Regions from separate parts of the Homo sapiens genome. Here regions 1, 2 and 4 are each linked to region 3. The links are chromatin contacts, found by Hi-C in ENCODE. All regions are on one chromosome and are shown on one strand. Each heading gives the region's core, a stretch centred on a gene start or an enhancer-like site at or near the end of the contact. The rest is flanking DNA. Distances are from core to core; before and after follow the strand shown.

Region 1 (2,700 bases), core at 52-2,551, 720 kb before region 3:
CAAACTTTCCCATTGTCCCCAGCCGCCACGTATTCCTGCCTCTTTTCCCCCATCTGAGCTCCCTGTCTGCTCTCCCTGTTAAAATCCCTCTTCCCTGTTAAATTCCCTTTTCCCTGTTACATCTCCTTTGTTCCCACTCTCTAGCACCCCCAACTTCCTAGGCTTCCTCCTTGCTGTGGTTCTCCCTCTACTCTCCTTTGTTACCCACTCCCCTCTCCTTCAGTCCCAGCACCACGTGGCTCTGTCAGCCGCGGCTCCGACTCTTACCTTTTCCGCCCCCCGCGTCTGACTGCAGTGCCTCCTCCTTTGCCGCCCCTCTCTATTTTGCTGCCCTTCAGCTCCCTGAAGCTCTCCCTTTTCCCTAATTTCTTTATGTGCTTTTCTCCCCGTGCTACTTTCTCCATGCGTCCTCTTGCACTCTTGCTCTCTTTGCCAGTACCTAAATTATCATCCATTTTGCCGTGTACTCATTCTTTTCTCCCCAGTTTTTCTTTCTGTCCCGTCGCTCCCCCTCTTTTCCTCTCCTGATCCCTCTCACCCACACATTCAGGAGGAAAGGGGAGGAATACGATGCCCACCTCCCGGAAGAGCACATTTTCCAGTGGAGTAAAAATTTGGGAAGGAACGACAGTGGGTGTCACAAGACAGACTCGGGTGACCTCCTGCAACGCGGAGTCAGGAAAAGCAGTGGCTGTGAAGGGGCAGCCTGGGGAGGGGAAGGACCCGGCGTGAGGAGGACACTAGGTGGCGCGCGGAGGACACTAGGTGGCGCGGGGGACGGTGTCTCAGGACAGGGAGGGTCTGCAGAATCCCAGGACCTGGGAGAAGAAGCGGCTCCTTCAGGAGCTGGGCAGCGGGCGCTCCCCTCCAGGCGTCGACAAGGGCGAAGCTCGGGGGTCTCGACTGGTGGGAATCCACCTCGCGAGGGAGGACTTGACTTCGCCCGGGGCCGAAGCAGGGGTCAATGAGAGTTTTAAGCAGGAACACGACCTGAATGGGGTTATCGACATGGTTATCTACATGGCAGAAAGGCAGGGGGCAAGGAACAGCCTGAGAGAGATTTTAAACCGACAGGGAAGCAATTCTCGGACTTACGTGGGGAGAAGTGCCTGTTGCAGGGGCGAAGGGGCTATGGGTATTTTAAGGTCCGTAGCGATCCCCAGATCACTGGTACGGAGAAGTGAGGACTGCAAAGTGCACGTTTAATCCAGGCAGACGGAGCGAAGTAATGTTTAATCCACGTAGACTGAAACACACACACAGCGATAAGGCCTTTCCCTGGCGCAATCTGCTTCCGGGAGTGACGGAAACTGCTAGCGGAGAGAAAAAACTGGGAGGCCAGGGGGCGGGGCCTGGGCGAGCCGCGACCAGCAAGGGGCGGGTCGGAAAGAGGGGCCTGACTCGGGGAGGGACCCTGAGAGGGTGGAGCCGGGCCGGAGCGGCAGTGGGCGTGGCTAGGTGGGGCGGGACGGAGCCGCGGCGGAGGATGGGGCGGGGTTTCATGGGGTAAGCGGGGCCGAAATAGAGCCTGTTATTTACTCTGGTTCACAGGCAGCATGTCTTTGGTTTTCTGACTACTTCTTGTCCTGTGAAGCAGCGTTGCTGCCTGCCTATTTTAAGTTAATGTTTCAAAATTTAAGGTTAAAGCTTAAAGTTGTGGTCCACTTATATTAGAAACTAAGATGATTTCTTAACAAGTTGAACTAAGTCAAAACCGATTTTTACAAGCTTGGTGGACTCCATCCACTCTTGCCGATGATGCTGAAGCTACTCAATAGTCAGGGAACTAGGATCTCGCTGGGGATTTGATGTGGAGCCGTGGCTGGATCCAGGAACCCGGAAGACATTATGCCAAGCGAAATATGCTAGACACAGAAAGACAAATACTGCCTGTGCTTTTACACGTGCAAAGTACAAACGTCAAATTTACAGTAACAGATTAGAAGGGTGGTTACCAGGGCTGGGGGATGTATCCTATGCCTTTATCACCATTATATTTTGGAAGCAGATAACTTCTCTGGCCTCACAGATTCACAGCTGGGCAGAAATTTTGCCTCAGGATGAATCACACCTTGATTCTCACCCATGTGTGGTTCAGATAATATTTAGGGGGTATTCTGCCCTAAGAGCTGATACAGGAATGGATTAAGACTTTTGAGAGTTGATACTGAAATGGATTAAGTCTTTTGAGATGGGCCAGCAGTTTTGGAGGCCCAGGTGGGCAGGTCACTTGAGCTCAAGAGTTCAAAACCAGCCTGGACAGCATCGTGAGACCCCCATCTCTACAAGAAATACAAAAAGTAGCCAGGCTTGGTAATGCACTCTTGTAGTCCCAGCTACTTGGGAAGCTGAGGTGTCAGAATTGCTTGAGGCCAGGGATTTGAGATCATCCTGGGCAACATAGCCAGACCTCTCTACAAAAAATTAAATTATCTGGACATGGTGGCCTGCACGTGTGGGCCCAGCAACTCGGAAGGGTAAGGAAGGAGGATCATTTGAGCCCAGGAGGTGAAGGCTGCAGTGAGCCATGAGAAGAGGAGATTTGGTTGGGTGCAGTGGCTAACGCCTATAATCCCCACACTTTGGGAGGCCAAGGTAGCAGGGAGCTAACTTGCATTCTTCTGTTAGCTGAGGCGTTTGATGATAAATGAAAGCAGAAAGTTTGTGACTTATTTACGTTCTTTCCACAGAAAGGCCATA
Region 2 (2,700 bases), core at 77-2,576, 520 kb before region 3:
AGACTCTGTCTCAAAAACAAACACACACACACACACACACACAATGTAATTTACATCTATTTTTTAAAGTTATTGGTTTTTTTAAAAGCAACAGTTGGGCCGGGTGCAGTGGCTCACCCCTGTAATCCCAGCACTTTGGGGGCCGGGGCGTGGGGGGGGGGTGTGGATCACGAGGTCAGGAGATCGAGACCATCCTGGCTAACACGGTGAAACCCCATCTCTACTAAAAATACAAAAAATTAGGCGGGCGTGGTGGTGGGTGCCTGTGGTCCCAGCTACTCAGGAGGCTGAGGCAGGAGAATGGCGTGAACCCAGGAGGCGGAGCTTGCAGTGAGCCTGGGTGACAGAGCGAGACTCCGTCTCAAGAAAAAAAAGCAGTTGGTGGTGGCCTAACATCCCTCCGGGGACAGGACCCATCGCCGAACGATGGGTATGGTGGCATGTGCCTGTAGCGTTTTTAACACACAGGGAAGCGACCGCCAGACTCTCACGGAGATGCCCCGTTCGTTCTGCCTTGGGCCAGGTAAATACGGATTCCCAGGTTGGCCTTAACCCTCCAACGCGCTTGGCGTTGTCCCTCGGAAACTCTCTAGAGATGAGCACTCTAGAGATGACTCAGTGGACTGGGAAAGGCAGACCCACCTCAATTTGGGTGGGCACAATCTAATCAGCTGCCAGCACAGTCAGAATAAAAGCAGGCAGAAGAACGTGAAAACACTAGACGGGCTTAACCTCCCAGCCTACATCTTTCTCCCGTGCTGGAGATCAGAGATGATGATGGAAAGGGAGAAGATTTCTATTATGTTCTGTGGGCCGTCAGCATGAAATTGCACATGCTACCCAGGCAGGGCTTTGCATTTCACATTTTAACTTGCATCGCCTTCACACAGAATTCCAGGCCTTTTAAATTAAATTGTTAAAATTAGTTTTTATTTACTTATTTATTTTAGGACAGAGTCTACACTGAGTATAGCACTGGGTCTACACTACGCCCAGGCTGGAGTGCAGTGGCCATGATAGCTCAGTGTAGACTCGAACTCCTGGGCTGAAGCGATCCTCCAGCCTCAGCCTCTCTAGTCGCTGGGACTACAGGTGCCTGCCACCACGGCCGGCTTAAAATTGATTTTAATAGCAGGAAATTTCCTGGATCTAATCCTCAACTGACGTTGCTTTGCTCCGGCAGGATCCCAGTTTGCAGAGGGCTGAGCTGCTCCAGCCTCACTGCCAGCAAAACCCGGAAAACAGAGGCACTGGAGGCGTGGCCTAGGGAAGCCCCGCCCCGTCCCGTCCCGGTCCGCTCTCTATGCTGCGCGCGCGCAGTTTTTTGCAGACCCGGAAGCGGATCGCGTGGGTAGAAGGTCACACCGCAGCGCGTCAGTTTCCCTTTGTTTAGATTCAATCTGGGCTTCCCAGCTCCCCCGCGCTTCTGTACCCGGGATCTGAGAGTCAACACAGACCTTGAAATCCCCGCACCGCTCCCTCCACCCCGTGTAAATTCAGGCGTCTCCGTGAGAGTCCGGCGCTCGCTTCCCTGTGTGTTAAAATCGCTCGGCGACGGGTCCTGTCCCCGCTCGTTCTGCCTTGGGCCAGGTAAACACGGATTTTCGAGACTCCTTTCCGCTTAAAACTCTTTACTGACCCAACGTCCTGCCCCGCGCTTTTAAAAGTCCTTACCGCAAGGTGGATTCCCGCCCGGGGAGCCTCCCAACCTCGCCCCCGGCCCCTGAAGCGCAGCGCCGCAGCCCCAGTCCCGGCGGGGGAGGCCGCGTCCTGTACTGGGTCCTGGGACCCTTGAGACCCCACACTTCTAATAATTCAGCCCCACCCTTTTCCTCCTTGATCCGGGCCTTCCTACTCCCCAGGCCTCCCCTTCGCAGCCATCGCTACTCCCGACCCCCGGGTGTGGGGACGTGACTTCTTCTGTCTTAGGACATTCAGGATTCTTCGTCCCAAATTCCATCCCACTAAAAATGTGCTCTTGGCGGAGGTGGGCACCTTATTGTACTCCCCTGCCTATGGATGTGTGGGGAAAGATGGTGAAAGAGTGGCAGGAAATAGAAAAATTTTGAAAAAGAAGCATGAGGGAGATCCATAAGCAGACGGCAGAGAGTAGCTGAGAGATTTACAGAGACAGTGAATGAAGCCGAGAATGTAGCAGGGGGAGAAAAGTAACTGGAGAAATGTAGAGAAAAGCTGGGTCTCCAGAGAGATGAAGATGAAGCAAGATTGGGAGAGGGGCAGAAAGGGGGAGGCTCCTCAGACAGAGTAGGGGAGAGGAGGAGGGATTTGGAGCCAGGGCAGACAGAGCAGCATGGTGCTGGGACAGCAAGAGGGGGCAGCTGATGACAAGGAGAGCAGAGGGAGAACCACAGCATGGGGAGGCCTGGGATCCGGGGGGGCCAGAGAGTGGGGACAAGAGAGTGTAGCAGGGAAGAGGAAATTTAACAGGGAGAACAGAGAGGAAGCAGAGATAGGGAGGGCAAGAAACAGGCAGAATGGAAATTGGGGACAATCAAAAATTGGACACAAAGAGGAACAAGGGGTAAAACAAATTGCCAGAATGGAGCAGAACAAATGGAAGAGAAGGAATAGAGGGAAGAGGGGGAGAAACAGCAGGAGAGGAGAGGGGCAGAAAAATAAGCCAATTCTTATGGGAAAAATGAAGTGAAAAAAAGCAGGAGAAAGAAGGTAAGAATGAGA
Region 3 (2,700 bases), core at 75-2,574:
TGGATTACCTGAGGTCAGGAGTTTGAGACCAACCTGGCCAACATGGTGAAACCCTATCTCTACTAGAAATACAAAAATTAGCTGGGCTCCATCCTTGCAACTTATTTAACCTCCTGTTGGTCCTTCTCCCCAATCTTTAGATCGTCCTCAATCTCCATAGATTTCTGCCTCTTCTCCCATCTATGCGCCTCCTCTGCTCTCCCTGTTAAATTCTCTCTTCTCTGTTATAACCCCCTGGACCCAATCTGGCACCCCAGATCCCCAGGTGTCCTCCCCGCTGTGCTTCTCCCTCTGTTCTCCTTGCCACCAGCACCACTCTGCTCTGTCTGACCCGGCTCCACATCCCTCCTCCTCTCCCTCACTCTGATGAGCCTCCACATTTCTGCCCCTCTCCCTACCTTGCTGTCCTTCATCTCTCTGTACATCTAGCTTTTCTCTACATTTCTCCAGTTGCTTTTCTCCTCCTGCTTTCTTATCTTTTATCACTTTTGCTGTCTCTTGGCAAATCCCTCACCCATCCTCTACTTTGCCATCTGTTATGGGTCTTTCTCATTCTTCTTTTCTCTGTCTCAGGTTTTCTACTGCTCTCTCAGTCCCTCTCTCTGTCTCCTGATCCCTTTGGCCCACACGATCACAAGAGGGTTTGGAGTAAGACGCCTGCATCTCGGAGAAGCGCATTTTCCAAGTGCTGGAGCTGGGCGGGCAAGAACACCCCGCGTCACAGGACAAGCCCCAGGCACCTCTCCAACGAGGGCTCAGGGGACGCGGTGACTGCGGAGGGGAGATCTGGGGAGCAGCAGGGCCCAGCAAGAGGAGGAGGGAGGTGGGGAGCGACGACGCCTTCGGACAAGGGTGGGATCCGCAGGATCCCAGGACCACAGAACGCAGCCTTCCCGGGACTGGGGTCGCCGCGCTGTGCTCCAGGAACCCAGGAGAGTAAGGCTGGGAGGCGCACAGGGTGGGAATACACCTCTAGGGTGAGGACTTTAAAAAGAGCCGTGCGGAAGGAGTCAAAAAACGGTTTTGAGCAGGAAAACTACGCGATAGGAAACGTATACATTGCCCTATGGCAGAAAGACCCGGGACGGGACCAGCCTCAGGGCGACTTTAAACCTAAAAAGAAGGGGCTTCCGGACTCCCAGTAGAACATCTCCATTTGCTCTGAGTGAAGGAAGAAAGGCGAGAACTTCCAGGTCTATGGGGACCCCACATCCCATGTACAGAAGTGCCGGGGACCTGGGAAGCTCAGACTTAACACCACACAGAGCAAAACTCACCGCCCGCCGCGGCGTGACCGTCATTCCACGGGATCCACTTCCTGGTCTGCGCGAATCTGCGCGCGCAGGACAGAAACCAGGCCTGGGTGGAGCCAACGAGGAGGCGAGCGGGGCCCGGGTGAGGTGTGGGCGGGGCGCGAAGCGGCGAGACCTTGCCCTTTAGAACCCGCAGAGGGCGGGGCCGGAGCGGGACCTGTGCATCTCTCAGCCTCCTCCCAACCCGTTCTCCGGGTTTTGGCGGCGAGAGCCCCCAGGAAGGCAGACGGATAATTCAAAAGCCCTGGAATAGTCTGGAAGGAGGATGCAAACTAGAATGTAAAATGCAAAGCCCTTTCTGGGCGGAACGTAGGATTTCATGCTGATGGCCCACAGGACAGTATAGAAATCTTCTCCCTTTCTATTCTCCATTCACTCAGGAGGGAGAGTCCACCCAGTGCTCAGCTTCAGAGACATCCCTAGGGCCACAGCCTGGGATGCCAGACGGAGTGCTCAGGCCAGGGAGGAGTGAGGTCACCACCTGCTGCTTAAACACAGCAGGGATGCGGGCGTGGGAGCCTGAGGTCCCAGCTACTCAGGAAGCAGCGGCGGGAGGATCGCTCAGCCTGGGGGTCCAGGACAGCCTGCGCGACAATGTAACATTCCCTCCCGCAGTCTCTCTCTTTTTTAAATTTTTAAAATAAAATTTTTATTAGGCCGGGCACGGTGACTCACGCCTGTAATCCCAGCACTTTGGGAGGCTGAGGCGGGCGGATCACGAGGTCAGGAGATCGCGACCATCCTGGCTTACACGATGAAACCCCGTCTCCACTAAAAATACAAAAATTAGCCGGGCGTGGTGGCGGGCGCCTGTAGTCCCAGCTACTCAGGAGGCTGAGGCAGGAGAATGCGGTGAACATGGGAGGTGGAGCTTGCAGTGGGCCGAGACCGAGCCACTGCACTCCAGCCTGGGCGACAGAGCCAGACTCCCTCTCTAAAAATAAATAAACAAACTAAATTTGCTTGTGTGAGATAGGAATACAACATTACTCTTCTCCATATGGATATCCAGTTAGTTGTCCCAGCACATTTGTAAAAGAGATCTGTTACTTTCTCCTTTTTATTTACATTTTTTCTTTTTCTTCTTCTTCTTCTTTTTTTTTTTTTTTTTGAGACTGAGTATTTCTCTGTCGCCCAGGCTGGAGTACAATGGTGACATCTCGGCTCACTGCAGCCTCTGCCTCCTGGGTTGAAGCGATTCTTCTGCCTCAGCCTCCGGAGTAGCTGGCATTACAGGCACACCCACCATGCCCGGCTAATTTTTGTATTTTGGGTACAGACGGGGTTTCATCATGTTGGACAGGCTGGTCTCGAACTCCTGACTTCAAGTGATCCGCCTGCCTCGGCCTCCCGAAGTTCTGGGATTACAGGCGTGAGCCACTGTGCC
Region 4 (2,700 bases), core at 45-2,544, 680 kb after region 3:
CGAGATCGCACCATTGCACTTGAGCCTGGGCAACAAGAGCGAAACTCCGTCTCAAAACAAACAAACAAACAAACAAAAAATTATTCTCTGGAAATTCTGGGTAACGTCAGTGGATTACATCAATGTTAATCTTCTGGTTGTGGTATTATATACTACAATCACCAGCTGAGGTAACCAGGTGAAAGGTACACAAGATCTCTCAATTTTATTTCTTGTAACTACATATGAATCTAAAGTCTATCTAATTAAAAGAGAAAAAGATTTTCAGAAAAAAAGCATTTTGTGAACATACTTCAACATTGTGTACAACTATAGCTACTTCCTTGGCATAAATACCAAAAAGTGGGATTTTGAGTCAAAATGAGACTGTGGTTAAGTACCTGCAACATCCTGTAGACCCTGTGACGTTAGTACTTGGAATGAGAGCGGGACTCACGGGGCATAACTGCTACCTGTACATTGTTTACAATGCAGCAAGCAAGGGACACCGAATAGCAGCTCCGGCAGCCTGTGCTAGCGGCCTGCAGAGAATTCCAGGTGACGCTCCAGAGGGGCTAGGAGAGGATACCCTTCTGAGGACAGCCATGGCTCGCCCGGCATCACCCCACTCAAGAGGCCAGACGGGGTCCCAGCTGGGGTGACACAGCTCCTTTCCCAGTCGGGAAGGGGCGTCTGCAGGGACCAGGAAGGGCTTAGCTTGGGGCTGCCCGCTCCGGCACCGACCTGGGACGCGCCCTGAGGCCCCTGCCTGGGACCGTCCCGGACTACATTTCCCAGAGACCATCCAGGAGTACGCCGTGCTGCATGCTGGAACACGGGGCTTGGGGCTCTGGTTTCCCCCGACGGCCCCGCGTCCTCTTCTAGCCTCACCCTCTCCCGAGGCCCCAGCGTTGGGGGACTACCGGGTGCGTCTGCGGCTTTGGGAGAGTGGGAGGAGGGAAAGGGATGGGAGGGGTGCACGCACACGTGTCAGTGTGTCCGCGTGTCAGCATCTGTGCAGGCGCACGTGTGTGTCGGGCTCTGTTGTGTCTGCACATGCGTGTCGGCATCTGTGCGTGCGCACACGCCCGTCAGGGTCTGTGTGCCCGCACAGGCACGTCAACAGCTGAGCACGCTATGTATCGGGGGTCTGTGTACGCTCACATACGTGTCGGGGTCTGGGTACGTGCACATACGTGTAGGGGTCTGTGTGCACATGCGTGTCGGGCTCTGCTGCTGTCTGCGCGCTGCGGCCGCTGGGTGCGCGTGCGCATGCGCGCTGGCCTCCAGGGGGTGGCGGGACCGAGTGTGTGACGCACTTGCGTGGGAGTACGAGGCTGACGCGGCGGCCCTGTCCCCGTAACTGTGACACGGGTGCACGCGAGCGTCATTGGGGGCGATGGGGGCCGTGCTGGGTGCGCGTTTGCACCAGTGACGCAGCCGCTGCATCTCCGCCAGTCCGCGCAGGTGAGATTGGTGCGCGTGGCTCCGAGGGGAGACGGGCACGGGGCTTCTGACGGTGACGCACTTGCTGGAGAGTGTGGGGTGACACAGCCGGGCTCTCCCCATAACTGGTGACCGGGGGTGCTCCAGAGGCTTTGGGTCAACGCAGCCCGTGCCTGTGAACCTCGGCGGTGCGTCCCTGGGACTCTGCTCCGTGAGGTGCGCTCTGGGGGTTGTGCGGGGGCAGCGGTCGGGACGGGTCTCCGTGGCCCACGGATGCACCTCTGCACCGTGTGGGGTGGTGGGGCCCGTAGCATGGCCGTGCTGGGCGTTAGTGGGTATGAGGGGCGCAGATGTGTCTCAGGACAGAGTGAGCTGTGGTGAGGCTGAGCTGTGCAGACTTGTGCTGGGATGGGTGATCGGGCCTTCTGGGTGACGCAGGTGTGTGTGACAACACAACCTGTAGCTTCAGCGTCTCTGTGCTGGGATGGATGATCGGGCCTTCTGAGTGATGCAGGTGTGTGTGACAGTGCAACTTGTAGCTCCAGCGTCTCTGCTGCTTCCCCTGCCTTCACCTCCTAACCAAGCGGTACCTGCCTGAGAACAAGGGCCGCGGAGGGACGTGAGCGCCTGAGCCTCGCCTGGAAATTCACCAGCAAGAAGGCAGAAACAGCCATGAGGTGACGCTTTCAGAGCCAGAAGTGCTGTGCATGCAGGCCACCTGAGTGACAGGGGACGGTGGCCTCAGGAGTAGAATTCCTCCTGTAGAGGGACAGGTCCCTGATGTGGGAGACAGGGAGGGGGGCAGCTCCACGCGTCATCATCTCAATCGCCACAGCGTGCTCTTCAGGAATCTCCCAGAAACTCCATCTCGGGGCCTCGTATTTCTCATTGGTTTTATTAGGTATGGCAGGTGTTACCCTTCCGGTTCTGTTTTCCCCAGGCCAGCATCCTTCAGAAAAAGCATCCCCGAGGAGGAAGACGAATCGTTAAACATCTGAAAGGGTCAGGTGAGTATCCTTTTTTTTTTATATTAAATGATATGTGTTTATAAGACTTAAGACCAAACATTAAAGGTAGATGACCAAGATTTGAGTCCTGTTTCTGCCTCTTAGCTTTTTGAGCCTTCTGAAGATAGGCTTGTGAGGAGGGTGAAATGCATTAACACGCATAAAACCCATAGACGCGCACCCCTGAGTGGGAGTGCACAGTGAGTGCTGCTGTTTTGTGCTAAGTCTGGATGTCTGTACATCAGGAGCAACGTACATATGAAGGTAA

The links. Hi-C counts contacts between places; a loop is a spot of excess contacts on that map. Pooled maps may share reads with other maps.
Region 1: a loop to region 3 is called in a pooled map, with 7 times the contacts of the local background. The contact joins the promoter of ZNF616 here to the promoter of ZNF468 in region 3. A Hi-C loop is called at or near these places in 6 of 50 pooled maps.
Region 2: a loop to region 3 is called in a pooled map, with 6 times the contacts of the local background. The contact joins the promoter of ZNF610 here to the promoter of ZNF468 in region 3. A Hi-C loop is called at or near these places in 4 of 50 pooled maps.
Region 4: a pooled map shows a loop between it and region 3 (5-fold over the local background). The contact joins the promoter of ZNF331 here to the promoter of ZNF468 in region 3. A Hi-C loop is called at or near these places in 7 of 50 pooled maps.

The regions. Positions count from the first base shown.
Region 1 is chr19:52,138,637-52,141,336 of GRCh38, forward strand. It overlaps ZNF616 (zinc finger protein 616), which reads right to left and starts at 1,302. Exons shown (of 4, transcript NM_178523.5): 1 at 1,096-1,302. RefSeq lists an enhancer at 898-1,137 and silencers at 1,258-1,537, 1,548-1,597.
Region 2 is chr19:52,334,917-52,337,616 of GRCh38, forward strand. ZNF610 (zinc finger protein 610) reads left to right here and starts at 1,327. Exons shown (of 6, transcript NM_001161425.2): 1 at 1,327-1,590.
Region 3 is chr19:52,856,295-52,858,994 of GRCh38, forward strand. It overlaps ZNF468 (zinc finger protein 468), which reads right to left and starts at 1,325. Exons shown (of 4, transcript NM_001008801.2): 1 at 1,278-1,325. RefSeq lists an enhancer at 924-1,003.
Region 4 is chr19:53,536,851-53,539,550 of GRCh38, forward strand. ZNF331 (zinc finger protein 331) reads left to right here and starts at 1,295. Exons shown (of 6, transcript NM_001079906.2): 1 at 1,295-1,446; 2 at 2,366-2,432. RefSeq lists enhancers at 1,023-1,539, 1,325-1,374.